Regions from separate parts of the Mus musculus genome. Here regions 1, 2, 3, 4, 5 and 7 are each linked to region 6. A link is a loop called in an ENCODE intact Hi-C map of the cell type or tissue named here. Cell type or tissue: left cerebral cortex. All regions are shown on one strand. Region 1 overlaps Ptprm (protein tyrosine phosphatase, receptor type, M). Region 2 overlaps Themis3 (thymocyte selection associated family member 3). Region 3 overlaps Ptprm (protein tyrosine phosphatase, receptor type, M). Region 4 has its middle 100 kb from the start of Gm36152. Region 5 overlaps Ptprm (protein tyrosine phosphatase, receptor type, M). Region 6 holds the start of Ptprm (protein tyrosine phosphatase, receptor type, M). Region 7 has its middle 110 kb from the start of Gm36152.

Region 1 (4,000 bases), 210 kb after region 6:
CCCATCCTCCAAGTGGATGACACCATACTTCCTTCTTTCTAAATGTCCCTCACACCTGTCCTCATTTCTTCCAGCTACTGTGGCTGTCCCCATCCTTAACAAGATAGCCGGTAACTTGTGATTTTGTCTATGAACATAGGGAAATTGGTTGTGGTGTGGAATGATAGACATGCTTCAGAGTTATAAGGAGTAAGCTTTCTGCTGTGGGAGGTTGGGGCAGTCAGATCCAGAGGCCCCCTATCTAAGCAGCAGGTCAGAGTTTCTGGAAGTAGCATTGGAAGGCATTGCAGATGCTTGCTCCTGGTAAGTCCCGTTGAAGATACACTTGCTACATTCTTTGTGTGGCAGCCCAGCTTAGTAGCTCATGACACAGGAGTGTGGCCATTTCCTCTGTGTGCATGGGTCTGATGGGAGCTTCAGGGAGTTGCCTCTGTGCATTGTAAGATAAGATAGTACCAAACATCACTAGCCTGAGAAACACCCAAACTCCAAATTTGCTTTGGCACCATTGTAAAGTCCAAACATATTACACCATCACAGGCTGGGGACTGTTTAAATAAAAGTTCCAGAACGGATTTAACATTTCAGGGGAAATCAATAGTGAAGTCATGGTAAGAAACAGACACTCTGAGACACAGGGCTATGGCTGTCCTTGTGCCCTGAGCAGGGCTGTGGCGTGTGAAGGACACCGGTGTGCATCATGTCTACTCTGAAGAGATGCTAATTTAATGGGCAAGATCAGACATGTCTGAATGAAAAATTCAGTAACCCTGACTAATAGAGTGTCAAGCGCCAAGTGAGCGATAAATGCTTCTGGGTTTCGTGTTAGGCTCTGTGAGATTTATTAGCTTCCTCAGAGCCAAGGGCTCCGATGAAATAGGTCTGAGGGTCCCTGCATTCTGGGACTTAGAGCTGTAGTTCACGTATCTGCCTCTTTCTACCTAAGCTCGTGCTCTTGGTATCCCACAGTCCTTGCAGGCTTCAGCTGTTTAATTTCTTCTTCTTGGATCTCTGGGTCCCTTTGAAGTACTCTAGTTTCTGTTTTGTTTTGTTTTTTTAATTTTAATGAATGAATGAACTTTTATTTATTTTTGTCTTTTCGTCATCCCTGACTTCCTAACTTTTGAATCAAACCTCCACTGTGGTTGGAAGTCAGACCTTTCATTTGCCTGGAAATTTTAGAGCTAATTCAGATTTATTTTGGATCCTGAGTAAGTTCTAGTTTGACAGAGATCATAGCAGTCCCTGATGTGCTGTTAGTGGGTATAGAACACCGAGCTGGTTAATCATGCCTGTCCAGACAGCACTGCTTCTCTGTCTGTCTGTCTGTCTGTCTGTCTGTCTGTCTTGTCTGTCTGTCTGTCTGTCTATCCTGTCAGTCACTGATGAAGAAGTGTTGAAGTCCCTGTGATAATTGTGATTCTGCTTGTCTTTCCTCAAACTTGGTTTTAGCTTTGTTCACATTGACTGTCTATTGTCAGGTATGTTCCATTCAGGAACGTCCTACTCGTGCCGAGTGAGCCACTAAATGCGGTTAGTATCTCTTGACACTATTTCATACCCCCAAATCCACATCTTTGTTCCATCTTTCCACTGTGACCTTTTCCTTCTGTTCTTGGCTTTGTGCAGATTTTGTTTGGTTTTGGTTTTAGGAGAGAGCTTTTCCTGCAGCCCAAGCTGGTGTCTGACTTGCTAAGTAACCAAGGGTGACTTTGAACTCCTGGTCCTCCTGTCTCCCCCTCTCACGTGCTAGGAGACAGTTCTATTTCAGTTAGACTTATGATTCTATTTCATTTCTTCTCTTGACTTCGCCGATGAGGTGCTGCAGTACGCTTGTATCGGTTTAACTGTCAGACAAACCTTTAAGCTGTAAAACATGAAGTGAGATTTTACTGTACCACCCAGCTTTATATACCACCATTATACATTTTATTAATACATCTTTTATAACTTTTACGATATGTCAGTATTTTATTCTTAAAAGTTTCTCTCCAGATGATCTAGATAATAAAGGAAATCATAATTACTTTTGAGAAAAAAAGTGGCTGTATATAACATTCAATTTTAGCAGTTTTTCTTTAAATATCCTCAATCTGTTGCTTGCTTCTATCCTATGTTTGATGACAAATCATATTTGTTTTTAAAAATATTATTTTATGTGTATGTGCCTTCTTGTCTAATCACCACATATGTGCAGTGCCCATGGTGACCAGAAGAGGGCGACAGATCCCCTGGTGAGCTACTTAATATGGGTGTTTATCATTCATTTATTATCAATAACCTTTCCTAAGCTTCTCTCATGACATGTTATTTAGAGCAGTTGGATCTCCTTTTTGCTATCTTTAAGATTTATCAGGTAAAATCAACAGCAGAGTAGCTCATATCTCCCATGACTAAGTTTTGATTCCCCTGCAGTGCTTTGTGGATACAAAGGTCTTGCTTGCATCTGGCGCCTGGGTGTCATTGCTGGTTGCTGTAGTGTGGGGTAATTTCTCATCCTTTGGCATGAGTTTCTACATCTACACATAGTGGCCTGAGCGCCACTCTAAGGCTGTGCTTCTAAAAAGTTTTCTATCTGTAACCCCTTTGCAGCTGAAAAATTTTTGTGGGACACCAGCTATACATGTATGCAAAATAGGTACAGAAATCAAATAGTGATCATAATTTGTAAAGTTATTTGGAAACAATTTCTTATATGCAAATAGTTTTACTACTTATTTAATACCAAAGAAAATTAGTATACACATTTGATCAGTACGTTATTTGCTTTTACCTAACAATTAAATCTTGGCTAAAAATTTGAAGCTGTAAGATGTAGAGATGTCTTCACTGATTGTTTTCAGAGTTGATGAATATTTTAACTTTATAATCACTGGTGCCGAGAACGCTGTGTCACATAAATGCCTAGCACCAAATGACAGATATGTGTTTAAGGGCAATTTAGAAAATTGTTATAAATTCAAAATTCATTCGATAATGTTTTATGAAACTCAAATCATCAACAGAAACAGCCATTTTAAAAGGTCAACATTACAGTGCAATACAATTCCAAGATATACTAATTTTGGTATTTATATGATAAAGAATGATGGTAGGAAATTAAATTATTACAAGTTTTTTTTTTTTAATCTTTTTTGTTTTTCCCTGAAATTCAGCCATTGCATTCCTGTCAGAGTGATGGGACCTGTGAGACTACTCAGGGGTAAAAAGCATTGGTTGCTAGTCATGAGGACCAGAGTTCAATCCCTGTTACCCTCGAGAAGCTAGAAGAGAACCAACTTCTGTACTTGTCTCCTGACCTCCACATATGTTCAACACGCGCGCGCACACACACACACACACACACACACACACACACAGAGAGAGAGAGAGAGAGAGAGAGAGAGAGAGAGAGAGAGAGAGAAATAAAGCAAATAGTTTTGTCTGTGTAGCCAAAACACTACAATTAAAAACGTGGATAGCCCCGAATCTGTACCACTGTCCTCTTGGGCTCCTCACGGGGTGTGTGCAAGCCCTGCACAAAGCAGGCATCCTAACCAAGGTTGTAGTGAAGGATCGTGGTAAAATGCTCTCCGCAGTACCTCGGATTCGATGCTGTCTGATCTTCAACTCATCTCATTTGTGTGTTGAGAAACGTTTTGTTATTGTCAGGTTCTCAACGCCCCCACACTCAGAGGCACGCCCCACCTTTTAAAGAGCCAAGCTTTGGGAATGACTCGCAGGCCTCCGGGAAGTGCCTCTCTCTGTGTGTTTTGTCTGCGCATGTGCTGCCTCTTGCAAACTCGACCTCTCACATTCCATGTTGCTGCAGTGTACTGCATGTGCTGCAGCCAGGAGACACTCCCCCAAGGACAAAAATGAGAGTAATTGAAGGGGCCATCTTGTTCACTTCCCATTTGATTAGGATGAAGCCTGGTAGACTGAACTCTGAAGTCTGCGTGTGTTTTGCCTTGTACTTGTTAAGGGGATGGTGAATTATGCTGGGTTTGTCGTGCCATTT
Region 2 (4,000 bases), 780 kb after region 6:
GTTTCCTTTACCTTCCGTCTGGGACTCCAGCCCACATTTAGGGTTGGGCTCCCCACCTCAGTTAACCCAGCCGAGAATCTCCATCATAGACATGCCCAGAGGCTTGTCTCTTCCGTGATTCTAGATCCTGCAAATCTGGTAGTCACTCTTAACTCTCACAACTGGTACCCAGCAGGTAGAGTGAGTTGTGGAGGAAACGGGCGAAGCCCTGAGTGTGCCGCAGACAGAAGGTTCCAGAAAGAAGCAAGGGCCACAGAGAGAGGGGCGCACAGAGCAGAGGGTGGCCTACAGCCTAATGAGGGAGCCACACCCCAGCTCCTCGGCAGCAAAGCCCTTGGAGTTAACATCTGTGAGTCCCAGTTACCCCACCAAGACCTTGCTGTGGGTCTGAGGCACAATGGAGGTCACGGGGCTCAATGGGCAGGCTGCTCAGGTGCAGCATAACGTCAAGTTTGCTGGAACCTGGAGCTCTGTCCTCCGTTTCCGGCTGTTGCTAGTCTCCCCAGGCCTTCCTCCTTTTCCAACCTTTTAACTTCCTGTCCTGTGTGATGCTGGACAAAAGCAGACAATCACTACGAACCTCGGCATCTTTCATCAGTAACAAACAGGATGTTGTCTGCAGAGCAGTTAGGTAAGGTTGAACACTGTAGAGCCCAGCTTCTGCCTCCGCCTGTGCACCACAGAGCTGGTTGTGTTTTGGTCACGGTGTTTACCACAGCAATAGAAACACTAACCAAGGCACAAAGTCAGAGGGAGAGGGGAGAGAGGGGTGCTTTTCTAGACAACTTGATACAACACAACAGTCACATAAGGAGCCATGCCTGGGAGTCCGTTTGTGCCCTTGTCCATCTCTATACCTTCACACGAGCCTTTCCACCAGTCTCTGCTGCTATAGGACAGGTTGTCATGTGATCCCTCAGGACCTCGCTGGAGACTGGTGACAGTGTGACTCTTACCACCACATCTTGTCCTGTTCACTCACTTTGGTACACTCTACTCCCCTGTGAGAGGTTCTCAGCCATGTCACTGTCCTCCAGCTGGAATCTGTGAAGTATAGTCCCTTCGAGGGACAGCAAGGGGCTCCCAGAACAGGTGCTGGGCAGATGGGGATGAAGGTGGGTGTGGGCCTTGCACCTGGAGTCGTGGGTTGAGCACCTGCTGCGCTTCCCAGCTGGAAGCTCCTGGGAGCCTCCCCGCCCCTGTCTGCCAGGTACCTTAGACAAAATCGGAACAAAAAGCTTTTATTGATACACTTAAAAAGGAGTGGCACAGTAACTTGCCTACTAGGGTTCTCCTGCTCCAGGACTTAGTGAATGTGTGCCAGACCTCTTTGTCTGAGGGGGGTGAAAGGTACCTTTGGGGGTAACAGCCCAGCAAATAATCTGTCTTACGTGACTACTGTGCTGTTATGAGCTGTCAGGAAACTCACCACTCGCCCTGCTTGAGCTCTGTCCTTGTGCCTTGGTTAGGGTTCCTATTGCTGTGATGAACACCATTACCAAAAGCAGCTTGGGAAAGAAATGATTTATGTCAGCTTACAATTGGAGTTTGTCACTGAGGGGAATTGGAGCTGAAGCAGAGGCCATGCAGGAGTCCTACTTAGTGGCTTGCTCCCTTCTTATAGCACCAGGACCACCAGCCCAGGGATGGTCCCGCCCACCAGGAGCTGGGCCCTCCCATATCAGTCATCAGTGAAGAATATACCCCACAAACTTGCCCACAGGCCAAGCTGATGGAGGTATCCCTTCAATTGAGGTCTCTTCTTCCTGATGAAGCTAGCTTGTATCAAGTTGACCAAAGAAAACCGAGCAGCCCAACTGAGGTGGTGAATAAGGACCTTGCAGGTGAATTGGATGGAAGGAACTGTGAGTAGTAAAAATAAAAATACTACTTTGAAAATTATGATTAGGATATGATTAGAATTTATGGAACAAAAAAATGCTCCAAAGTTTTAAGTACAGTTTATTTTCCCCATTTATGTATTCTTTACGGAGGAAAGAATTTTATGCCGCCCAGAGCGACGGTATGAAAACTATGTTGACAGGTGGGCTTTCCTGTGGTGTGGGCGTACTGTTTGTTAACACTTTAGAGTGGCCGAGTCACAAACTGAAAGCACACACTTTAATTATACAAACATCCCCAAACATGGAACCAGGACAGGGCATCATTCCTACCTGGGCCTAGGTGAGTCTCCCGCCAGGAATTCCGCAGCAGGGAAATGGATCTAAGCATCTTTGCTGTGGTGACAGCGCCATCTTGTGATCCTGTGCAGTATTAGGGAAGCGACTGCCCTGGGCATTTCTCAGTCTGTGTGCCTTCGGAATCCTCCTATGTGAGTCTTTGAAAGCCATGTCTCCTCCTGGTGCTGTATAAGTGTGTCTAGGGCTCTTGTGCAGCTGGAGAGGAGAGGGTGGGTTTAAGAAGTAACAAGAATCTTCAACTCTGGGAAATCTCTCTGACTTAAGGAAAGCCACGTTCATCTGTGTGGGTTCTACAGAACCAATTTATCAACTAGGCTAGGGGAAAAAGCGTTCTAGCCTTTTCTGTGTGGTAAGAGAAGATTCGTGATAGGTATAAGGCCTTTCAGGGCCTGATGCTGCTACCTTTGGGAATAGAAATCGCAGAAGAGTGTGTCAGTGCCATCCATTCTTTATGTTTCTGTCAGACACTGTAGGTCAATGTCGGTGCTCTTGAATGCAATATTTATAGGCCTCCCGCTGGCCTGGCATTATCTTGTTTTCAGGAAGACATACACGGCGCTGTCAGAGGACACACTCTGTGGTCTTTAGATTTGATGAGCTCCAGCTTGAATGACAGCTGAGGTTGTTAATTATGACTGCTGTGTACCTGGGAGAAAAATCTAATAGAAAGCTTTATTGATCCACTTTCAAAGGAGTGGCATGGTAACTTCTAGAAACGCTGAATGAGCTTGCAGCTTCCTATTCTCTGGAAGAGACAACAGATAACAATTTGAGATGCACAATGACTCCGCGGGTAGACTTGGGACTTCTGTTTAACTTGATAAAAATTCTGCATTTGATATAAGTGCCTGGAAAGAAAATCAGCCACCCTTGTTAGAGATGGGTTAGGGAGCCGGGCTGTCCCTGAAGAGGTCTATGTCAGTGACTTTACTTCAGCGGCATAAACCTATGCCACTCTCATTTCCCTTGTAAGTGCTAATTGTACTTTCTATTCACAAGCAACATGCTTTCATTGCATAAAGTTGGAATGGAACAGGTGCCAAAAAAGGATGAATCACTCCTATCCCTGGTGGGAGTTTGCAGGCTGGTTCCAGGTGTTTGTTCATTTGCTTGGCTTTGTTTTTAGTGGGGTGTTTTGGTTTGGTTTGTTTCTTCTGTAGATTAGTTCTCCCTACCACCACCACCACCTCCCTCCTAGATTTTGTTTCTTCAGTTACATGGAAACCACTTTGAGCCAATTAATTTATTCCATCATATGCATATATATGTATATATCTAAATAATGGAATATATACATATATCACGGAATAAATTAATCATAAATAAATAATAAATTATAAATATATAAAATTAGTAAATAAAATTTAAAATAAATAATAAATTAATTATATATAATTTATGATGATAAATATTATATATCATATATGTCATATATAATTAATTTAAATTTTTATATGCATGATTTTATAATTTTTAAATCTGAGTTATCAGATAAAATGTCATAATCTCACGGTGCTGAGTTTTAGCTGGCCTTATTTCCCGAATGGTCTCAAAGCACAAGAGTAGCTTTAATGAGCCAATGGAAAGCTACAAAGTCTTTCTTTTAAATGAAAAGTAACATTGAGAGAGACACAGTATCCATGTAACTTTTCTTGTGGTAAACTGTCATAATTGTTTGTTGTTGTTATTAATCATTTCTGTCATTTGGATCTAGACTGTTCCATAAAGGCTTCCTAAAGGTTTGGGCCACAGCCCTTAGCACTCCTGGGCAGTGGAGCTTAGTGGAACGTTACTGAGGG
Region 3 (4,000 bases), 600 kb after region 6:
ATTGTGGGAGTCTGTGTACACACCACAGAGATTCTCAGCAGTGCTTTCCAAAGAGCATAAAAAAGAGCCGGTAATGATCCCGCTCATTGTTTCGCAACAGTGTTTGCATATAAAATGGTGTTAACGGCGCTTCAAAACTGTTTATGGGCTTTGCTCTTAAGTAAGTTAAACTTTTCCTTTATTTACACTATAAATTTGCTGAGCCAGCCCTTTCCAAATCGAAGCTAGCATTCTGTCCGCCATTACCACCACCGCCACACACAGACTCAGCCCCTCTAATCCTCTCAGCGATTCCCAGTTATAATTAACTCCAAGCAAAGATAAACACCAAATCTCCCAGCTAACGAGGCAGCCCCTCTGCAGCTGCTCCCCATTATGGGACACTGACAGTGGAGAGAACAAGCCAGACTACATAGGCACTTCCCAGGCAAACTAACTCACTGTCTCTCTCTCTGTCTCTCTCTCTCTCTGTGTGTGTCTCTCTCTGTCTCTCTGTCTCTGTCTCTGTCTCTCTCTCTCTCTCTCTCTCTCTCTCTCTGTTTTTGCCATTTATTCAAGAAATACATATTTAACCACCACATGCCTGGTCCTGAGCCAGGCTGGAATCCCTCCTTCCACATACGTTTACCAAATGCTTCCTAGAAAGGCGATGCTGTCGTAAATGTCACAGAGCAAACAGGGAAGCAGAGAGGTTGGTGCTAGAGCTGCGGAGCAGACTGAGCAGCCACTGAGAGCATGGTGTAGCACGCTCTCTGCAGAGAGATATCATGGTGTAGAGTGCTCACTACAGAGAGATGCTAGAGCCAGAAAACAGCAAAGAGGACGATAGCGCCGGCCAAGAGCTTCAGGTTTCAGAATGTGATCCAGGAGGTCCTTCTGGGAGGGCACGATGCAGGCCAGAACCTGAAGCAAAGGATGAAGTATCCACTGTGGGCAGTGAATGCCAGGTGAGAGCAGGAGGCCAGTGTGGCCAGAGCAGAGAGGTGGGAGGGAAATTTCAGGCATGAGACACTGGGCTGGCTACAGCGACAAACCTGACAGGCTCTCTACTCTTTCGAACCCAACAGTCGCAGGGCAGGAGTTGGGGGAGCCGTGGAAGAAATTAAATGATTTTATCTGATTACCCAGGGGAGCGGGATATACTTTAAGGGCATATCCAATGGTACATGATTCAGTTGAAACTTGAACTGTGGAGACCGACTTATTTGGAGATGTGGGGGAAGGCCTCTCTGAAGATGTAGCACAGAACATTACAGGATAGATCGGTAACAACCCTATTATACTGCCACAATGAGTATGAGGAACTGAGGAAAAGTTGGTGGTTGGAATGGGAAAGTGAGGGTTAAACGATATGGGTGAGTGGGGGGTCCAAACCCTGTTCTAGAGCACATAAAGGCATTTACTCTTTATCGTGCAAGCAAGGGAATTTTACTAAATGAGAATTTGTTCTTAATCAAACAGGCATTGGAAATTTTTCTAATCAAGCTGTGAAACAGAAAATCTATCAAAAAAAAAAAAAATCACCCAGTTAACAGATCTTAAGTAGCCCTCATGAGAAAATGTATGTTGTAGATTGAAGGAAAGTAACTTAACAACTAAACCTCTAGATAGAATGTGGAGGCCCTCCCATACCTCCAAATAAGCCGGTCCCCACAGGTCAAGCTTCAGCTGAATCATGTGCAGTTAGATGGTCCCTTAATGTCCCTTAATGGACAGGTGGACTATGTAGTCAAATGAGAACACGTCTGAAGAAGAGATCAGATGTGTCCTGAGGTTGGCAGTGACATGGGAAGCTAGTGAGTGCAGCTTGGGGACATTTCAGAGCATTCAATTGAGCTGTGAGTGGACGGTTAAAAGAACTGCTCTGAGAATGGCCACAAGGGGGCCTAAGTACCAGAAATGAATTAGTGGGTCATTTGGCAGATACACAGGTCAGATGGGAAGGCTGGAAGCAAAGCGAGAGTCTGGAGGGGCACATGGAGACCCTGGGACCCACACAGGGGAGGGGGAGGCTGTAAGAGTGGGCCATGCACACAGAAGCTGGGTGATGCTGGAGTCCTGATGGGAAACCTAGTTCCATAAAAACTGACTTGATGCAGATTGATGCTGGCAGCACGCACATCCTTGCTAAGAAGGGGAAAAAAGTCCTTTCTGAGTCTGCCCTCTGCTGGAGCAAGCCTGCTTCCCCAATGCATCAGTATCTGGGCTTGGGCTGCTTGGCTTCATCTCCCCTCCCCTCCATCCCCATTACTTTAACCAGAAACCCAGTTTTGATGGCCCAGGTCAAAGGTCATTTTCCCAGGATTTTTATAGTGGAGCAAAATTCTTCTCTCTCTGCTAATTGAGCACCAACAGGTCTATAAAGCCTATTTGCAGCTGGCATCCTCTCGGAGGCAGTGGGAGAGAAGAGATAGGGAGGAGCTGAAGTGCAGGGCCCTTTAGCATTACATTCAAGTGGACGGACAGCTGATGTGGATCAGAACAGCACATCCAGGAAACTGTGGGATAAAACCAGAAAGTCGAGAAGACCTAGAGTCAGGGGTCCCTGCTGGTTCTGAGCAGTACCGAGTAAGACTGGCTGAGGAGGTAAATGGAGAAGCCACAAACAAGGCAAGGCAGCAATCTACTGACAGCAGGATGGGGTCTTCATGCAAAGCTCCCTGAGGTCAGACCGGGGTCCTCCTCAGAGCCCGTGTGTCTGGGGGAAGCAAGTGGAGGCAGACAGCAGGGGGAGTATGCGAAGCACCCCTCCTGGTAGTGCTCACTGGGACCCTTTCCCAGTCTGTACCTTGCTACAGGTGCAGCAGAGTCCTTGGCCAAAGGTAACTACAGAAGGAGCGACACCTTTCTTTGCAGAAAACAGCTAGGGCATTAAATTAATGTTGCGTCACCTCTCAGAGGCCAGATGTCGCTTCTGGTCGCTGTGATTCCAATTCAATACCTAACTGTGTCATCAATAATTAACTGAGAGAGAGAATTGGTTAGAGATGAAAGCTTGTCAATTGCAGGCTCCTGTTCTGCCGCCATGGGAATACTTGACCATGCGTGAATTAAAGCTGTAAAGCCATTCCCAGTGTCACTCCTTGTAACAGGAAGTGGGAGAGCCTATGTAGCTACTTAGCAGTATTTTTAAATAATGTCATTTGACAAAAAGGTTTAAATACCATGTTTAGAGGACTTAGGGCATAAAGACCTGATTTGATCCTTTTGTATTTTTTTCTTAATTCCTCAATGGCTTTCTGAGGACTTTTTTCTTTCCATTGATACATAATAATTCTATGTATTGATGACAGTACAGTATGGCTATCCAGTTCATATGCACATTATATAAGTGATTAGCCTTTTTCCATCCTTATATGTTTATCAAGGAACTCTGAATCCATCTCTTCAAGTTCCTGACAAGTATATAATAATTGTTGTGAATAATAATCGTCACCATCATGCTATAGAACATGAATATGGACTCCCCCTGTCAACTATAACTTGGCACCTTGTTCAGCATCTTTTCTTCCCCTCCCCCCTTCCTGGATCCACCCATAGACCTGCTTCACCTCCACCCTACTCACTTCAGTGCATGTATACATACATGTGGAAAGCACAGGCCGATGGTAACTATTCCACAGTGAATGGTAGTTGTTATAACCAGGTCTCCGTGTGCCAGTTTCTTATCCCAAAACACCAATTGAGAGAAGGTGAATCCAAGGAAAGAAGCTGAGCAGCCCAAAGTCTGGGTAGGATGTGGGACGGGCAGATAAAGGATGGATCAGACATACAGATGGACAGGGAGCTGGTGGGTGGAAAGGCTGTTTGTTCGTATGGGAGCTATTTGAAGAAGAGATCAGGAATGGCCTTGAGGTTGACAGTTCTATGAGAAGCTAGTGAGTGCAGTTTGGGGACATTTTGAAGCATTTGTCACATCTCCTCTAGTTAAAGTTTTAGGGGAATAATAAGTCTTCATGCAGATTGAATTTGGCAAAGTAGTTGAGTGTGTTAATTTTGT
Region 4 (4,000 bases), 100 kb before region 6:
AGGGCAAAGATGACTCTGGCATTGTTCCAGGTTCTCTGCATCAGATCAGAGCTGCCCCTGTGTGAGTTTCACACCCTCAAATGCAGAGCGTCCAGCAGGCACTCGGACCTTGGCCACTCCCTCCAATGCTATCCACATTGGGGTCCCTAGACCCCTCTTTCAAGAATGCCTACACTGTAGGTCTTGTCACTGCCAACCAACCCCCATGTCTACCTGGATCTCCACCAGGGTATCACTGACCCTTCTCTGGTTTCTTTCCCAGCTGTCCAGGTTCTGTTTAGCAGTGTTTCACCTACCAGTAGAAAAGGCAAGGGGGAATTCTTCCAGGAACTTCCTGCCTCCATTCTACATATATTAATTTTTAAGTTAAAAGCCAAGAATTAGATTTTGTTGTGGTGTGTGTGTGTTTGTGTGTGTGTGTGTGTGTGTGTGTGTGTGTGTGTGTGTGTAGTTCATTCCCCATCTGCCAACAAGGGCAATGGAGGCCTCCTGGCTCAAAGCCTGGGTAAGTGATATATCAGTTATGCTTTTTATGATGTCTGACCTAAAAAGGATCATCCATAGAAGTCAGTTGGGCTAGACATCTCCTGCATTCCCTATCCCTTGCAACCACATGTAGTGTCTAGAAACTCTTTCGCCAACTGGTATAGCCCCTTTATCTTGTACCAGAACTCAGAGCCCAAATCAACCTCTTTTCCTTATACCTTACCCAGTCTCTGGTATTGTGTTGGGACCCTGGCCAATCCTAGGTTTTCCCTCAGGCCCTGATGTATGGAGAAGGAGTGTAGTTTCTTGCCTACACCCAGGAATATGATTGGTAAGTCCAGCAATAGTCTGGGGTCACTTTGAGTTTAGATCCTTAGAACCCAACTCTTTCTTTTCTTCAAGCTCTGCAGTTTTCAGTTCCAGAGTTGCCCGCCGAGTGCTCCGTCCTCATCACTACCTGCTATCCTGTGTTTCTTTTACACAGCACTGTTTGATCAGCATCCTGCTGACTTCTGCCCACCCTGTGAAAGCTTCTGCTGACCCTGTCCCATTTACCCCTGAAAACTGAGCGTAAGGTGGCATAATGCTAATGAGCTGGCTTGGTATAAGACACGGCTTGCAGGAGATGTCCTGACCAAAGCTTTTCTCTCTTCCTTATTTCTCATCTCCTGGTTTCTTCCTGAGCAGCCTGCATAGCATATTCTGTCACCATGAACACTAGCCAACAAAGAGGGTTCCCAACTCACTTCCAGCCTGACTCCTTTATGGTCTATTTTAAAAGAAGTAGGTGTATGTGGCTCTCTCCTGCATTTTATTTTATTTTTTTGGTCAACTTTCCCCTGCTCATTTAAATGATTCAACCTAGTATCCCCCCACCCACACACACACCATCACCACTTTCAGATGCTCTGTGCTTTAATTATTACACCTTAGCCCCTCCCCCTAGCCTTTTTTTTTTCTTCCTGTCCTCTACAGATACTCCAATTTAAATGCAGCAATCTAAAAAATCCGAAGTTAGGATCCACATATGAGAGAGGACATATGGCATCTGTCTTTCCGAGTCTGGGTTGCCTCCTTCTATGTATTTTCTGCTCCTGTCTCTTTTACCACATATTTCACACTCTCCACTGTGACTTAGCCCTCATCACAATCCCCATTCTACCCAACACCAGAAAACAGTCGCCATTAGGCCCTTTCAGTCCTGCTGACTGATAGGCAGGAAGTTAGATGTCACCCTTCCCCATTCACCCAGCAGTTTCTTCAGCAGCAGGGAGCCTGGAGAGAGGTCCCTGGGGTGGCATTGCATTCCCTCAGCACAGCAAACCCTGAATGCCAATCTGTCCCTCTGACAAGGTCCATAGGCCCTAGAGCACCTTTCCCACCTGACCACAGTGGGGTCTCAGACACTCCCAAACATTTTAAACACCTTTCCCTGTTTCCAACAGAACCCTTATAATAAGTCCCCATAACCCATAATTTCTCAGCTGGGTGTGCCTGGTCCTTCTCTGGTGCCATCTTACACTAACTTCCTTTGGCTGCCATAGGAGAGTCTATGGGTTCCTGGTCCCTTCTGGGAGCAAGTCTGTGAGTCCTTTATCCTCGAATCTTTATGATGCTCAGACTTCTCTCAGAGCTGAGGGGAGAGCAGAGTCCCCCATGGTTGTGGTCACTCCTCCGTGTCTGTTTAGTCTTGGATTTCCTTAGAAACTCTTTTCACCATGGTCACATGAGCCCTGAAGAAGTGGCAGAATATAGGCCTGAGGTGTACCTCAGGCTAGATGTGGCTATCTCATGCTTGGTGCATGCAAGATACCAGCCAGTATCTATCTTTCTTGGTAGATACTGAAGCCAAGGCATGGAAATTGTTGGTAGCATCTTAGGAGAATGCCACAAACTCCCTTGCAATTGTAATGCCAAAACCAAGGTATTTATTTACCAGTGGCAGTGACATCCTGACCAGGTGATGAGAACTGGTCTGGAGTTCTTCCTACCCAGTATCTTTGGACTTCTCAATACTTTAAATACCCATGGTCTCTGAAATTCTTACGACACATCCATCTACTCTGTAGGGTGAGCATCACTGGTGTTTGCATTTGCAGTCAGGGAAGTTAAGGTTGTGAGTACTGGTGACACACTGTCCTCCAGAAAGCCCCCATCTGCCACTCCATCTAACTTCTCTGGACTCATACTATATGGACTCCTCATCCCTGCCCTGGCCAGGGCAATCTCCAGACAGTCTGGAAGGGCAATGGGATCCCAGTGTGGTTCTCTGAGAACCTGAGAAGCCTCCCTTCTCAAGTATCCCTGGGAAAGAAACCTTTCCCTGTTGCTCCTTCAATAAGGATTTGTCTGGTTCTGGAACACACAAATGGATGCTTTCTCAAAAATACCTCACCTTATCCTGGTTAATCCTCATACAATCTCATTAGGAAACTAATTCTACCCACTAAGGATGGCCTACTTAGAGACCGCTTAGAGAAGGTGAAACATGGCAAGTGTCATCAAAGAGGGAGACAGCCTATCACTGCCGATGTGTCTAATTTTAGTCTGCTGGATTCTAGAGCCCATGAATGACCCATCTCAGCTCATTCTAGAGAGTCCCCTGAATGGAGTCCTCTCCCCACAGAATTAAGGAGGAGGAAGCATGCTGATACATTCTCTCTCTCCTTCTTTTGTCAACTCAAGTCACGAGATTGTGGTTCACACACCGGTGGACCCACTCATCCCTCAGAAAGAAGCCTTGTTTACCCCACGTGGAGAGGCAAGGACCAGTTCTTCCGGCACGCAGTGGTATTATAGGCTTGGGGCCTCAAGACATTCCTAGAGGTGAATCTTCTTAGGCCAACATGATATTGAGAAAAACTATGAAAAGGCCAGTGATCAGGACCATTCTGGAGGATGTAAGACATTCTGGCTTCTCCATCAGTAACTGGTGGTGAACTTAGAGCAGCCGTGTGCTCTTTAATCTCCTCACCTGGCAACATTTCCTTTTGCGAAATCGAAAAGACCATCTCAGGTGTGCATTCAAGTCACTGACACTGAGAGAAACTGTCCTTGGGAAAGCTCTGGGGTACCCTGAGGTTACACCCATCTGGAACAAAAACACCAGATTCGCGGACGCCCGTGGTTTGCCTAATTACATTCTCACAAGCCCTAGGAAGCCCTTCGGAGCTTCAGTGGCACCACGCGTGCAGCCTAATGAGCTTTCTGAGGTATGTTATGAAATTGTCACACATTATCTGTCAGGAAGCAGCTGCCTCATGACGACCGCTGACTTAAAATTTGGGGTACCTGCATTTTAATAATGATTCTCGGTAATGACAAAATAAATCTATGCAACTTTAATTGTATGCAACAAATGACTTTGGAGCATTCATTCTGCATGCATCTGGCTTTCCTAGGTCTAGGGTGTTGCTCTTCAGCCTTAGTGTATCCTTGAAGAATTGGCAAGGGCCAGGCCTAGGTTCCTCATCCTGAGATGTGAGCACAGAATGCTTTCCTAATGAAAGGAGAA
Region 5 (4,000 bases), 670 kb after region 6:
CAGTCGGGGAAGGTGCTCAGACATCTGGGCCAGTTAAGGGTGTGAGCATACGCTGTGTTTCTGAGGAGAATCCTTAGACCCATATGAGAAGATCAGTCCCAGATTGAAGGGCAATGAGCTTTTCTGCAGACCAGACCACCCTAAGTTTATGTGGCAAGTGGGTAAGAGGCCGGGTTATCCCCTGCTCCCTGCCCTTACCTCAGGCAGTGGAAGCCCTGAATTCTCCTCAGTCCCTTGGAAAGAGTCTCCAGAACATCCCAGCTCCCACCTAAGTCTTCCCCGTCTGTCTTGTGAGGAGCACTATACCCCTCCCTCACCGCTGTCTCCTCTCCGTTCCTATCCATGGACTCGATGCTTCAGAAATCTATTCCATCCCCCTTCTTATTCGTCAGACTCAAAAGAAGCGTTCACCGTACTCAGTGGATCGAATTGCAGCAGCCTTTCTTCCCCGGCCTAGGCAGCCATCTTCCAGTAACTTGCCATGATGACACGTACTAACATCGAATAGGCACACACACTATGTTCTCCAGGCCTCTTAGGAAATACAGAGTTGGACTTGTAGGGGAAGGAAGCCAGGTACATGCAAATCTACAAGAAGGGTGATATTGTCACCATCCGAGGAATGGGCACTGCTCACACAGAAACACCCCGTAAGCGTTGCCCTGGACAAGAGTCTACTATATCACTCAGCACGTCGTAGGCGTCATTTTGTAAGCGAGTGAGTTAAGGCAAGAGCCCTGCCAATGGATGTGCAGGTTGAGCCTATCAAGCGCTCTGCGAGCCAAGATGGCTTCCTGAAATGACGGAAGGGAAACAACCGAAAGGAAACCAGAGAGAAAAACCCCTGTATCCAACTGCTGCTCCAGCCTGCCCCGCCCAGACAAGATCACTCAGTAAGGACGACGGGAAGGAGCCTGGGTCACTGGAGCCCAGTGCACATGAACTCCTAGCTAACATACAAAAAGAAATAAAGAACCTAAGCTATTTAAAAAAAAAAATCCCAGCAGGGAAATTAACATCCAGTTAGCTGACATTAGATCTGTAAGACTTTGGTTTGCATGGGGTTGTTTTTGTTTTGTTTCATGGTCCTGGAGATAGAATCCAGAGCTTTGGGCATGCTAGGCCAGTGCTCTACTGCCAGGCTGCAGTCCCCGAACAGTTGTTTATAATCTTACTATTAAAAGTGGTTTTCAAATAGCCCTTCCACATCATATCTGGAAGTGTAACTTATTGTGAGCCTGGACTAGCTTTCTAACAGAATTCAGTTCTGGAACCCTCAAGAATAGGTCACGAGTGGGGATAGATGAAAGAGGGAGGGGCATGAAGGAAATATGCAAAGGCCTGTTCCATCACTGCGCCTTGCAGGCAACGTTCTTCCAAAAGCCGGCTGTGACCCTCAAGCTAAGCAGACACAACCCGTTCTGTGTGGTGTCTCTAAGAGCGGGCAATTTGGCTTTCACAAAGAGTGGGGGGTGTCTGTTATTCCCCCCCTGCCTACCTGACTTCCCTTCTTATCTTCTGTTGGGGCACCACACCCTCAAGCTCCCATAATTCCCGGTGCAGCTGCTCCTTGCTTTCTGGGTATAATGTTGGGTGTGATACTCAGACCTGGAGAGAAACTGCTTTGCTTTGCTTTGCTTTGCTTCCTTCCTTCCTTCCCTTCTTCCTTTCCTCTCCCTTTCTTTTCTTTTCCTCGCTTACAAGAAGGTTTAAACTGGTATCTTCCAGTATTGGTCAGGAAGTTAAAATAATAATAATAACAATAATAATAATAAGCTTTGTAAGCTGTTTAGCAGTCCTCTGTGAGGTATTCTGCATGTTGCAGCGCCACCTATTGGTGAGGGCAGAGAACACCTGCATGAGAGCTTTGCAGGTGGAGTGGTTCCCTAGGCCAGATGATACTCAGGGGAGTGTATGCAGAGAATTCTCTTCCTTCTTATAAATGTCTTACTGTTTTTAAAATAAAACTATGTCCTCATTCTGAAACTGTGGAAAGAGTGGACGTGGTCGTGAGCAGCTGTTGAAACAGGAGGTAAAAAGCCAATGAGCAAGGACCATGGAAAAATCCGTACAAAGAGCAAACTCAGAAGCAGAAGCAGATGCGCTTGTGTCGCCTGACCAACAGCAAGTGACTGCAGGGCAGCGGGGACACTGGACACATCCACCTCACTCCTTTTGGATGTACCATCCCCAGCTGTTGAAAGCAGAGAGCAGAGCTTCCATGAGAACACGTGGGAGGAACTCCTCGAGAGCAGGAGGTTAGCGAGGGCTGAGTAAGAGTGAGAGAGGGCACAGAATACTGGCCACCGGGGAGATGTGGTGATGCACTGAATTTCACTGAAATGATGACCTCATTTACAAGGTGTGCATAGATAAGGAGAGAAAGCAGGAGGAGGGCGCTGCAAGCCACACATCTGCAAACCGTAAGAACAAGAACATCCAACCCCTTAGTGTTTAATGAGCAAAAGGGTTAACAAGGATCACACGTTGGAAGAGAAAGCGTGGCGTGTAGCTTCATGGTAGAACCCTTGTCTAGCATACGCAAAGTCCTGGGTTTGATTCCCAGCACTGGAGAGAGAGGGAAACAAAAACAAAAACATCTAAAGAGAGGTAACCAACACCATTTGGGGTTTAGTGGAAAAATCCTCATTAAAACCACTGCTTGCCCATCAGAACGGCTGAATATTTGACAACACAAAACAATGTTCCCAAGGGCTAGAGATGCTGTAGAACTGACCAGGGTACAGCAGTGTGAGGAAGGGAGGAACTCGGGGGCTGACGGAGACACTGTGTGTGGATCCGATAGAGCCAGCGAATGCACATTTGCAAAACGTAACTCCAATACCTACTGGAGAGTTATATACTCAGTGATATCCAACCAGCCATGTTAGGCCAATGAGATATCTCATCAGGTCAAGGCGTTTGCTGCACAAGCCTGCCTAGAACTCACATAAAAGCGAGAGGAAAGAGGATCTACTCCACAAAGCTGTCTTCCAGCCACCATGTCCATACTGTGTCTCGCCACTCCCTCAGAATGATAGCAGTGCCAGGCTTAAGAATGTGGGAAAGGCTAGTTACCTCTCACAAAAGAAGCCAGTGCATGGAGAGTACAAGAAGATCATTCTAGAAAATACAGATGTGATCCAAAAAAAAAAGAAGAAGGCGGTAAGAACATGGACTCCTCATGGCTAGAGCAGGATTGTTTGGGGGGCAATGAAAATAGTGACTGGTAGATCTTAGCACACATAATACAGTTCCCAGCTTTTATTCATCACTATACCAACCTGTCAAGGTCAGTATAAATAATAAAAACAAATACATTTTCAAATGGTAGGAGAGAGAGCTATTGCTTATGGTAGAATGCTGAACACAGGAAGAAAATATAAAGCCAACATTAGACAAATAAGACAGTCGTAATTAATGGCTGAAAACAAGACCTGCCCCTGTGTGTGAAAATCAAGGGTGATTGAGGAGAATCAGTATATTTACATAGTCCCAAGGTTTCTCACCCCAAAATGCGTATTAACTACTAAGAGAAGGATGATAACTTGATGGTGAAAATCCTTACCAACATCGTCCTATGGGTAAGATGAACATCCTGGGGCCAAGACACATCAATGCATGGATCCCCACAGAGGCTGTAAGACTCCTGCTCTGGCTCTCTTCATGAAGTCCAATCCCTCATCTCCAGTGACAAAAAAAAAAAAATATATATATATATATATATATATATATATATATATATATATATATATATATATATATGTATATATATATAATCAAATGAACCCAGAGGGAAGGACAAAGCACGGTGGGACTTGGCAGGGACCTTTTCAAACTGTGGCCAGGACACAGGACAGGTCTCTTCTAAGCCTTTCTACATTCCAAATTATGTATTCTACAAAGCAGCCAGCCAGATCGCCTCAGAAGTAGCCATATGAAGAAAGACAAGGGAAAGGTGATAGACAGGTGACCCCTTCAAAGACTGGAGAAGGTCAAG
Region 6 (4,000 bases):
AAACTGGCCTGACAGCACTCCTCACTCTGGCCAACCATTCTGCAAATGTCACCTTTGTCCCCAGAGAGGCAGGAGTGACCGGAGAGTGGTTAGACTGAACAGAGAATTCTCTACAGATGAAAACACAAGTCAAAGACAAGTTCCCTGGGAAGGCTCCTGCAGGGACAACCCCATGGGAAGGCCCTGCTTTCTTTTTATTTAGACCAAAGGTGGCTTTGAGGCAGTAAATAAACAGGGCTCCCAGGAATCAGAGGGTGCCACAACCAAACCCCCGTCATTCTTTAAAGCATGGACTGGAAATAGTGCAGTTAGCTCAGAACTGTCACCTGTAAGAACAGAGGGACAGCTGAAACTCACAGAGCCCCCAGGAGGTTTTAAGTCCTGAGGGAAGAAATGCTTTCTGTGGAGAACTAGGGTAGACTGTGGTGACAGCAGTTAGATACCTAAATCCAGGGGGGCTGAGTTGACATCCTGTTCTCAAGTACACCAGACACTGTCCTCATTCTGTCCCTAGTCTCTTTTCTCTCCTTCTTGGGAATCACCTCAAGTCAAAGTCACCCTAGCCCAGGGTCTGTTTCTCAAGGAGCCACCAGCCCAAAACAGCCTTCAGCAGTTAGCACAATGCCTCCTCTGTGGTTTGCAGTAATTGTATTGTTGGGGAGGGGGAGGGCAGCAATTGGAATGTAAAAAAAAATATTAATTATTAATTAAAGAAAGAATTGACACATAATTAAGAATTGACGCATGTGAGGAATGGAGTTTTACATGATATCAATCTCTTCATCCAACATAAAGATGTTACGGGAAAGCAATGAGAGCGCAGTTGGTTTTTACCTTTTTTACGGATGCACCCACAAGCATCAAAATGGGGTGGGGGGTGTGTCTGTCACCGTTCGCTTTTAAAAAGCAAATCTCAATTATCTTATAAGGTATAATTTCATCAAGAAAATCAAGTGGCGGATTAAACCTCTGTCACTTGTTGATCCTTTTGAATTAAGTATGAGACTTCAAAAATTCCCTTCCAAGTTCAGGAGAAGCCCAGCAGGCTCGTTTTCAGATAAAGGCTAGTGGCGGCATAGGATAGTGGCAAGTGAATGGTTAACACTGAGATTTATGAATGGAAGGCCTCATGAGGACTCCTGCCTGAAAACAAGCTGGTCTTGTGTTTGGTCTGGAAGACATAAAAGTACTGGGTCACATATGTCCTGGGAGATGATCGCAAACGTCATCTTTGGCCGGTTCTGGGGCCACCAGAGAGCCTTAAACCAGAGGAGTGGGAGAGTCACTTATTTCTTTGGTCTTTAAAGCACCACTAAGCAGCCAAAGACAGTGTAAAGGTCCCCCAGGGAAAGCAATGTAAGAGCTCTTGTTGAGCACTAACCTACTTGCATGTATCACAACACAAATTGGGATCTTAGTTTAACCAGCATGGCCCGCAGTTAGCTTGGTAAATAACCTACAGGTGCCCTAATGGCTGTACTCTGAGCAAGATGAAGAACGGCTTTTAAAAATAAAATAAAATAAAATAAAATAAAATAAAATGAAATAAAATCTTGAATTTGAGTTTTAATTTAATCATTAATAGCGTTTGTGTTCACTTAATAAAATAGTCGTCTCAGACCCCAAACGGCAAATTAAAATGTTTCAAGACACTCTCCATTTGCACCAGCTGCAGAAATCCTCGGTTCTGCCCAATCCATGGTTCCATGCAACTGCTGTCTTCCTAGCTCCGGGCCGCACTGGCGGCGACACCACGCAGTGGAGCGGCAGAAGCGCATCCTGCTTCTCAGGCGCGGGGCTCGGGCACAGAGGCTTGTGTGTCCCTTGAAAGCAGCAGATCAAGCGGCCCTGGGCGCTGGCGGCTCTGGCTTCTTCCTGGTCGGCGCTCGCAAGCCAGCCGCCACCGCCACCGCCCGGGACACTACCGCCCCGTGCCTGGCGCGCTCCAACTACTCGCCGTCCGTGACCCGGGACAAACTTCTGGCTGGGGCGCGGTCCCTGTCCCCGAGGCCAGCGTGGGAAACCCGAGGCGCTGCGGAGGCGAGCTAGGGTCGAGGGTGGCGCCCCGGGAGGTTGCTCCTGCCCGCCGGGTCCCGCCCGCATCTTGCTGGTGGCCGCCCCACAGAGCCCGCAGGCGCCGCGCAGGCCGAGCTGGCCCGGGGCCGGGGACACGGGCGCTCGCGCCCTCTAGCGGGCCGCGGCGGCTCCGGCCCGGCCGTGACGTGGGCTCCTTCCAGCCGGCCTGCGGGGCATCGCCAGTCAGTCGCGGAGCAGGAGCCCCGCGCGCAGCCTGCGCGGGCTCGGCCATCGGCGCGCCACTGCCGGAGGTGGCTGGGGCTGTGGGAGAGGCGGCGGGCTACAAGCGCGCGATCACAGCCACGGCCACGGCCACGGCGCCGCGGGCGGCTCGGTCCCGATTAGGGGTAGCGCTTAGGCGGGCTCATCACCGGATCCCAGCGAGGATTTGGGCTCCGCGGGCGCGCCCTCCGCTCTCTCTCCCCGTGGCGCCAGACTCTAAGCGGGGGCCAGCGGGAGGGCAGGAGGATCCAGGACGCCGTCCCCACGCCCGGGAGCCGCGGGACTTCGGACTTGTGCAACTGTTGTCACTTTGGGGTCTGGTGTTTCGCTGCTGTCGCGTCTACCCTGGCAGCCTGCAGCTTAGGCTCGGGTCTCCCTTGGCTTCCCGAGGCTACCGGCCGCCGCCGCCCCGAGGCGGCCCGGCGCGTACTCAGCACCATGAGGACACTTGGGACTTGCCTGGTGACTTTAGCTGGACTTTTGCTAACTGCGGCCGGAGAAACATTTTCAGGTAAGCGAGACACCACTACCGTTCCCGGGGCGCCTGGGACGTAGGCGACACCCGGGTGGGAGAAGTCCGAGGCGAGCTTCAGGGCCGGGCAGGGGCAGGGAAGACCCGGCATCGCGTAGCGGGTGAGCCGGGCTGGCGGATGGCCGGAGGAAAACAGCTGTGGAGCCACGGAGCCCGTACAGTACACGCAGGAGCCCGCAGGACAAGCACGGGCGCAGAAACAGGGACCTCCATCTCGGCCCCTGTACCCTCAGGGCCTGGACTTGTGCATGGGGGCTCAGTGTTCTTGGGCGGCCTGGGCAGGAAGGGCAGAAAACTTTGCCTAAAGTTCCCAGCTGTAGCCGCCGGGAGTAGGCGCTGAGCGGGCCTCTCGACCCTGGAGGCAGCCGCGGTGGACTGCCAGTGCTCAGCTGAGCTTGCGGCGAGCGTCAAACCTAGAGGTGTAGCTGGCGACCACCCCAAACTTGACATCCCTGCCGCCCCCTGCCCGGCGCGGTGGGCGACCTCAGCGGGTCCCCTCTGTGGCGCGGCTTCGCTGTGCCAGCGTTCCCTTTCTGCACCGCGGGAGGTTTCTGAGATCCTAGAGGAATCTGCTGCTCCCCAAGCCCTCGCCACTGTGGCTGAGCGCCCAGATTCCATCCTCGGCCTCCCTAAAGGTGTGCAGCCCGGGTCCGGACAACTTGCTAACCCAGCTCAGCTGCGCGGGGGTCCTAGCTGAAAGGAGGGGGCACGTACTGGCTGTGTGCATCAAGCCAACCGGAGGCTGTGCTCACCCAGGCTTCGCGAGCCTTGAGGAGCTCTTGGTGTAGACAGAGGGATCTGGACCAGAGTCAGGGGTCAGGAGCAAAACCGAAGGTGGGTGGCACAGAGTAGCAGGGCTTCTGGTATCTTCTGTCCCAGGAGGACGCACGTGGATGCTTGGCAAACGCTGACAACACGCGCACACTGCCTCGTGTTTATTAGTTTCACGAATGTCCACACACAATGGTGGCAGTGGAGTGTTACCTTTCTCTTTTAATAAAAAGGGCCGCATTTAACCTTGAACAAGAATTGCAAAATGGGGTTTTATGTGTTTTCGGGAAGGCTGAATAAATTTGTTTTAAAAAAGAATATTGGTGAAAGGAACTTTCATGAAAGTAAGGAGTACCATTTACAGACATTAAAGCCACATAGACCTCTGGCCAGTGGAAG
Region 7 (4,000 bases), 120 kb before region 6:
GCTCCCTGGGGCTTGCTGGCTGCCAGCCCCACTAGAAAATGCAGGCTCTGGTTCAGTAAGAGACTCTGCCTCAAAAAAACAAGGCAGAGACTGATATAGGACACCCTTCTTCCTCTTCCAGCCTTGTGCATAAGCACTGGGCCACACACAGGCGCCTGATCCATACACACATATGCTTCCTACACATGCTCTCTCATGTGCAGGAGTCCGCCTTTAGTTTCATCCTATTTGTCGCTGGGTAGGTGGGGCAGGTAGGTGGGACTCTCCTCTACCCTGTGCCAATCACAAGCCTTGCTCTCCAAGACCCGCCTACTCAAGCAGCCTTTCACCACACACTAAGTGTATCCTCTCCTTAGGCTTAAACCACTGATGCTCCCCTAGGCCAGCGCCATCCCTACTCTTCTAGATTTCAGTGTCTGCTTCTAACTCTATTTCATTTTCAGCTGAGATTCCTCGAAGAGTAAGGAGTTGTCAGTTAATAGGCAATCCTTAGACCAAGCCACCTGATCGAAATTCTGGTTTGTTCCAGACGACAGGATAAAAACCACATCATTTTACTATCAAAAACATTAGTTGTTTGATGTTTTTATTCCTGACTTATTTCAAATTAAAGTGATTAATTAAAACTTATTAACCAACCATTAAATTATTTAAATTTAACAAATTAGATCACTTTAATTGACTTAATTAATTTAAACTTTCAGATACTTCTAGTTCCAGGTCAGGCTGCAAAGGTGGCTGTGATATTTTTGTTTGTTTGTTTGTTTGTTTGTTTGTTTCCACAACCATTTCTGACACCGCAAATCTGTGTTGCTCCCTCAGGCTCATGGCTTCTTCAGATGACACAGATTTCTTTTTGTGTTTATCCATGCTGCGATATGCAGATTCCTGTAATAAAATCATAAACCTTGCTTCTAGCTAGTAGAGTCACAAAATGGAAAATGTTCCCAGATGTTATGATGTAAGGGCTGAGAGTATACGTGGAGACTGCTTCCCTTAGCTACCCCAGGCCCTTGGGTGCTGCACCAGCGCCATAATATATAGAGAACAGAAAGCGGAAGCAACGTTCTGAAAATGCCAACCCAGCCGTTTTCCGGTTAGAGCTGCTCACACGTCATCATTGGTTTCTGATGCGCTTCCAGCCGCTGGGCAGTGTTTTAGCTGTGCACCATAGACATTGCACTGTCCTCCACAAGCAAAGCCTCGTCCAAGGCTGCCCCCAGGAAGTGGGGGGCATTGAATTAACACCCATGCAGTCTGCTTTCAGCAGCCACGTACCTGTCTCAGCAGCACCCTGTCCCTCTTAGCTTCCAGTAGAAAAAAAAAAAGGCATGTTGGGTTGTAAAGTGTGTCATGGTGCATTGATCCGGTCACCTGGTTGCCCTCTGGTCTCCAGTCCACCATCAAACAGGCTCCTGATGATTTTCCTTCATTGTACACATGGATGAAATACAGACTCATAGAGGGAAAAAAAAAGCATAAAACATATATTTATTTTATGAAATTACAACAGGTCGAAAGGGGGTGGGGGAGATAGGCCGTTTACACCAAGAATCAATGAAAACCCTGGGGGAAAAGACTTAAGAAAGGAACTCCAAAGTGTTTTCCTAATTTCTGGTCATTAAATTACTTGCATCCTTCATTCTCCCGGGGCCACACTTACAAACAAGAGAACTTCCAAGGGAGAGGAAGAGAAAAGAGTGAAGAGAAAAAGAAAAAAGATTGTGAAGCTGCACATCTCAAGAGGGAGGGGCTGAGGTCAGTAGGGCTTGTGAGATGACAGCTCTGTTTACTAGGTAGGAGTCAGGTCAGAGACCTTTCTAGGAGCTTCCAGCTGCTTCTTGTCACAATGGGGCTGCTCCTGCTATGCACAGTGCCTTCCCCAGAGGGCGCCGCACTCTGTTATTTCAAGACTCCACTGAGTTTGCAGAGGGAATAACAGGTCTTTCTGTTTGCTGTGTGAAATTCCATCCATTAATTGAATCTGTGGAGAATTAGTCTACAGGTTCTTCCACTTTGCAGTCTAGCAGCAGAGAAGTGCTATCCACACAGGCACAGCCCCCTCAGCTGTGCTTTCTACATCCAGCCTGACCTTTAGGCCAGCAGGCAGTGTCAGGCTCAAATGCTTTAGGCATCCGTGAAAACTGAAAACGGAGCCCTGGGGTGGGACACATCCCTGGAAACTCAGGGACACAGACTTAAAGACAGACATTAATTTGTGGGCTTATGATAGTTGGTCAATGCTACAGTTTGAAAAAGAGACCATTGCACACCTTAGATGTTTTTAGATATCAAGTTGATAGGAAATAAGTAGGTAAAAGAAAATAGTCAGCTTTTAAAGATGTAATTCTTTTTTTTTTCTGGAAGCTGGGATAGAGCCTCCAGTCAGCACACAGGTAAGAGACCCTCCACTTTTGTCTTACACGTAGAAGATGGGTTTCCAGTCCTTTCCTGAGAGAAGGGTAGACTCTTCACTTCCCTTACAGTCTTATAAAATGTGCTGTTACTCAAATCCTTTTTGCCTCTCATGTAGGTAGGTGGCTTTGTACTCTTAAAACTGCCTTATGAGGATTCTTTTAAAACTGCACAAAACACTATTAGGAGCTAACTATTCTACTGGCAAACAAGAGATCCACTCATTTAGAGGTGGTTATCATCTGATTCCCGTCATAGCCAGTTTCCCTGCACCGTTTTATTTTAAGAAGGGGATTTTCTGTTTGTGTGCGCCCTGCTCTGGAAGCCCAGGTTCTACCGCTGAGCTGTACCTCCCAGTCCCGCCCCCCAGCACTGATGGTTAAAAGCACGTCTTTATTAAGAATCATTCATAGCCAGGCCTGGATGCCAAGGTCTTTTAGAGGCTGAGGCAGGAGGACTGAGTTTGGTAAAGCCCTGCATGGGCTTGAGAGTGAGTTCAAGGTCAGCTTGGACAGCTCAGTGTGACCTTGAAATTGAAAGTAAAAGGAGCATGGGGGATGGTTTAGTGATGGAGAGCTTGTTTAGCGTGTACAAGGCCTTGGCTTCCACCCCCAGACTACAAGAGAAAAACAGACAAAACCACCACCACCCCACCCCCCTTGATGTATTTGAAGTGAGCAGCAGCATACATTCTGACACACACAGCACCCTGACCATCTCTGTCAGCTCTCTATCTACCTTGCAGATGCCATGCTATTTGCTCCCCCACAGGTTTCCTCATAAGTCCAAAGTGTTTTCTTCCTGTTCTCATGAGGAGTTGAGAGCTGTGTTGATGGACCCAGCCCTGTATCATTCACAGGTACTACCTTCCCCACACGAGGTTAGGGAGGAGCCTAGCATCTTCCCAGGAACGTCTTTTGCATATGCAGCACGCCAGTTAGGAACAGGCAGGGCCGAAGGCAAGTGGGGAGTCTGAGCATTTGAGGACAAAGATCTATGGGGAAGAGAGACCCACTTCTTAGACACACTGTACAAAAATGGCAGCCTGACAATGGATTGATGCAGAGGAGCCTGGCACCTGTGTGCACACACTGTGCTGAGGAGTTCAGGATGAGAGGACCCTGGACCATGACTGTGTTTCCAGATACACTGTCCCTTCTGTTCAAGGTCCACTCTTCTTCTCTTCCACTTCGTGGACAGTGAGGGGGTGGGCATGTACCCTGAAATTCTCTTCCATTCTCAGCCCCATGACCAGCAGTGAGGATCTTGAAAATACCAGTGAGCAGAGTTGTTACAAGCTGAGCTAAGCTCATAATGAAAAAAAAAAAAAAAAAAAAAAAACATGAGATTTATAAATGAGATGTTTCATGGCTTTCAACAGCGCGTACAGAGAAGAGATCCATTAACCTGGGTTGGGCTACTGAGAGCATTAGTTCAATTGTCGTTGCTGGCTCCTTTTAAACCTTTATTTTAATGACTCTGTCACTGTCTTACTTTGAGAATTAAGAGGCAAATGCATAAAAAGTAAACAACATTAATGCCTGCTTCTTGCTGGAAAACACTGTTTTTCAAAAGGAAGTGTTAG

The links. A loop is a pair of places that touch in the nucleus more often than their neighbours do. Peaks named below come from ENCODE experiments on the same cell type or tissue, not always from the same donor. Only the 100,000 strongest peaks of a DNase experiment are listed, where the experiment ranks them.
Region 1: a loop joins it to region 6, with 2.4 times the contacts of the local background. A loop is called at or near these places in 6 of 42 quality-filtered maps.
Region 2: it touches region 6 in a loop (3-fold over the local background); 3 of 42 quality-filtered maps call a loop at or near these places.
Region 3: a loop joins it to region 6, with 1.9 times the contacts of the local background. A loop is called at or near these places in 3 of 42 quality-filtered maps.
Region 4: a loop joins it to region 6, with 2.1 times the contacts of the local background. A loop is called at or near these places in 4 of 42 quality-filtered maps.
Region 5: it touches region 6 in a loop (3-fold over the local background); 8 of 42 quality-filtered maps call a loop at or near these places.
Region 7: it touches region 6 in a loop (6-fold over the local background); 17 of 42 quality-filtered maps call a loop at or near these places.

Annotation. Positions count from the first base shown.
Region 1 is chr17:67,138,929-67,142,928 of GRCm38, reverse strand. All of the region lies in intron 2 of Ptprm (protein tyrosine phosphatase, receptor type, M), which reads left to right. Among named protein-coding and RNA genes, the nearest start is that of Mir5709, 110 kb to the right of the region's middle. In left cerebral cortex, a CTCF peak has its summit at 2,204 (motif pointing right); a DNase peak (open chromatin) is centred at 2,212.
Region 2 is chr17:66,576,475-66,580,474 of GRCm38, reverse strand. All of the region lies in intron 2 of Themis3 (thymocyte selection associated family member 3), which reads left to right. Among named protein-coding and RNA genes, the nearest start is that of Themis3, 16 kb to the left of the region's middle. In left cerebral cortex, a CTCF peak has its summit at 2,265 (motif pointing left); DNase peaks (open chromatin) are centred at 2,273 and 3,253.
Region 3 is chr17:66,753,442-66,757,441 of GRCm38, reverse strand. The region is part of intron 18 of Ptprm (protein tyrosine phosphatase, receptor type, M); the gene reads left to right. Among named protein-coding and RNA genes, the nearest start is that of 1700016K05Rik, 41 kb to the right of the region's middle. In left cerebral cortex, a CTCF peak has its summit at 1,903 (motif pointing right); DNase peaks (open chromatin) are centred at 71, 670, 1,891 and 2,129.
Region 4 is chr17:67,456,433-67,460,432 of GRCm38, reverse strand. No RefSeq gene overlaps it. Among named protein-coding and RNA genes, the nearest start is that of Gm36152, 100 kb to the right of the region's middle. In left cerebral cortex, no CTCF peak of the experiment used is centred here; DNase peaks (open chromatin) are centred at 1,294 and 1,503; H3K27ac peaks cover 469 bases.
Region 5 is chr17:66,678,690-66,682,689 of GRCm38, reverse strand. The region is part of intron 29 of Ptprm (protein tyrosine phosphatase, receptor type, M); the gene reads left to right. Among named protein-coding and RNA genes, the nearest start is that of 1700016K05Rik, 34 kb to the left of the region's middle. In left cerebral cortex, a CTCF peak has its summit at 1,833 (motif pointing left); a DNase peak (open chromatin) is centred at 1,844.
Region 6 is chr17:67,352,766-67,356,765 of GRCm38, reverse strand. It overlaps Ptprm (protein tyrosine phosphatase, receptor type, M), which reads left to right and starts at 2,307. Exons shown (of 31, transcript NM_008984.2): 1 at 2,307-2,809. The coding sequence starts at 2,737. In left cerebral cortex, CTCF peaks have their summits at 2,194 (motif pointing left) and 3,153; DNase peaks (open chromatin) are centred at 2,466, 2,628, 2,913, 3,153 and 2 more places; H3K4me3 peaks cover 2,556 bases; H3K27ac peaks cover 1,919 bases.
Region 7 is chr17:67,471,234-67,475,233 of GRCm38, reverse strand. No RefSeq gene overlaps it. Among named protein-coding and RNA genes, the nearest start is that of Gm36152, 110 kb to the right of the region's middle. In left cerebral cortex, a CTCF peak has its summit at 1,878; a DNase peak (open chromatin) is centred at 1,884.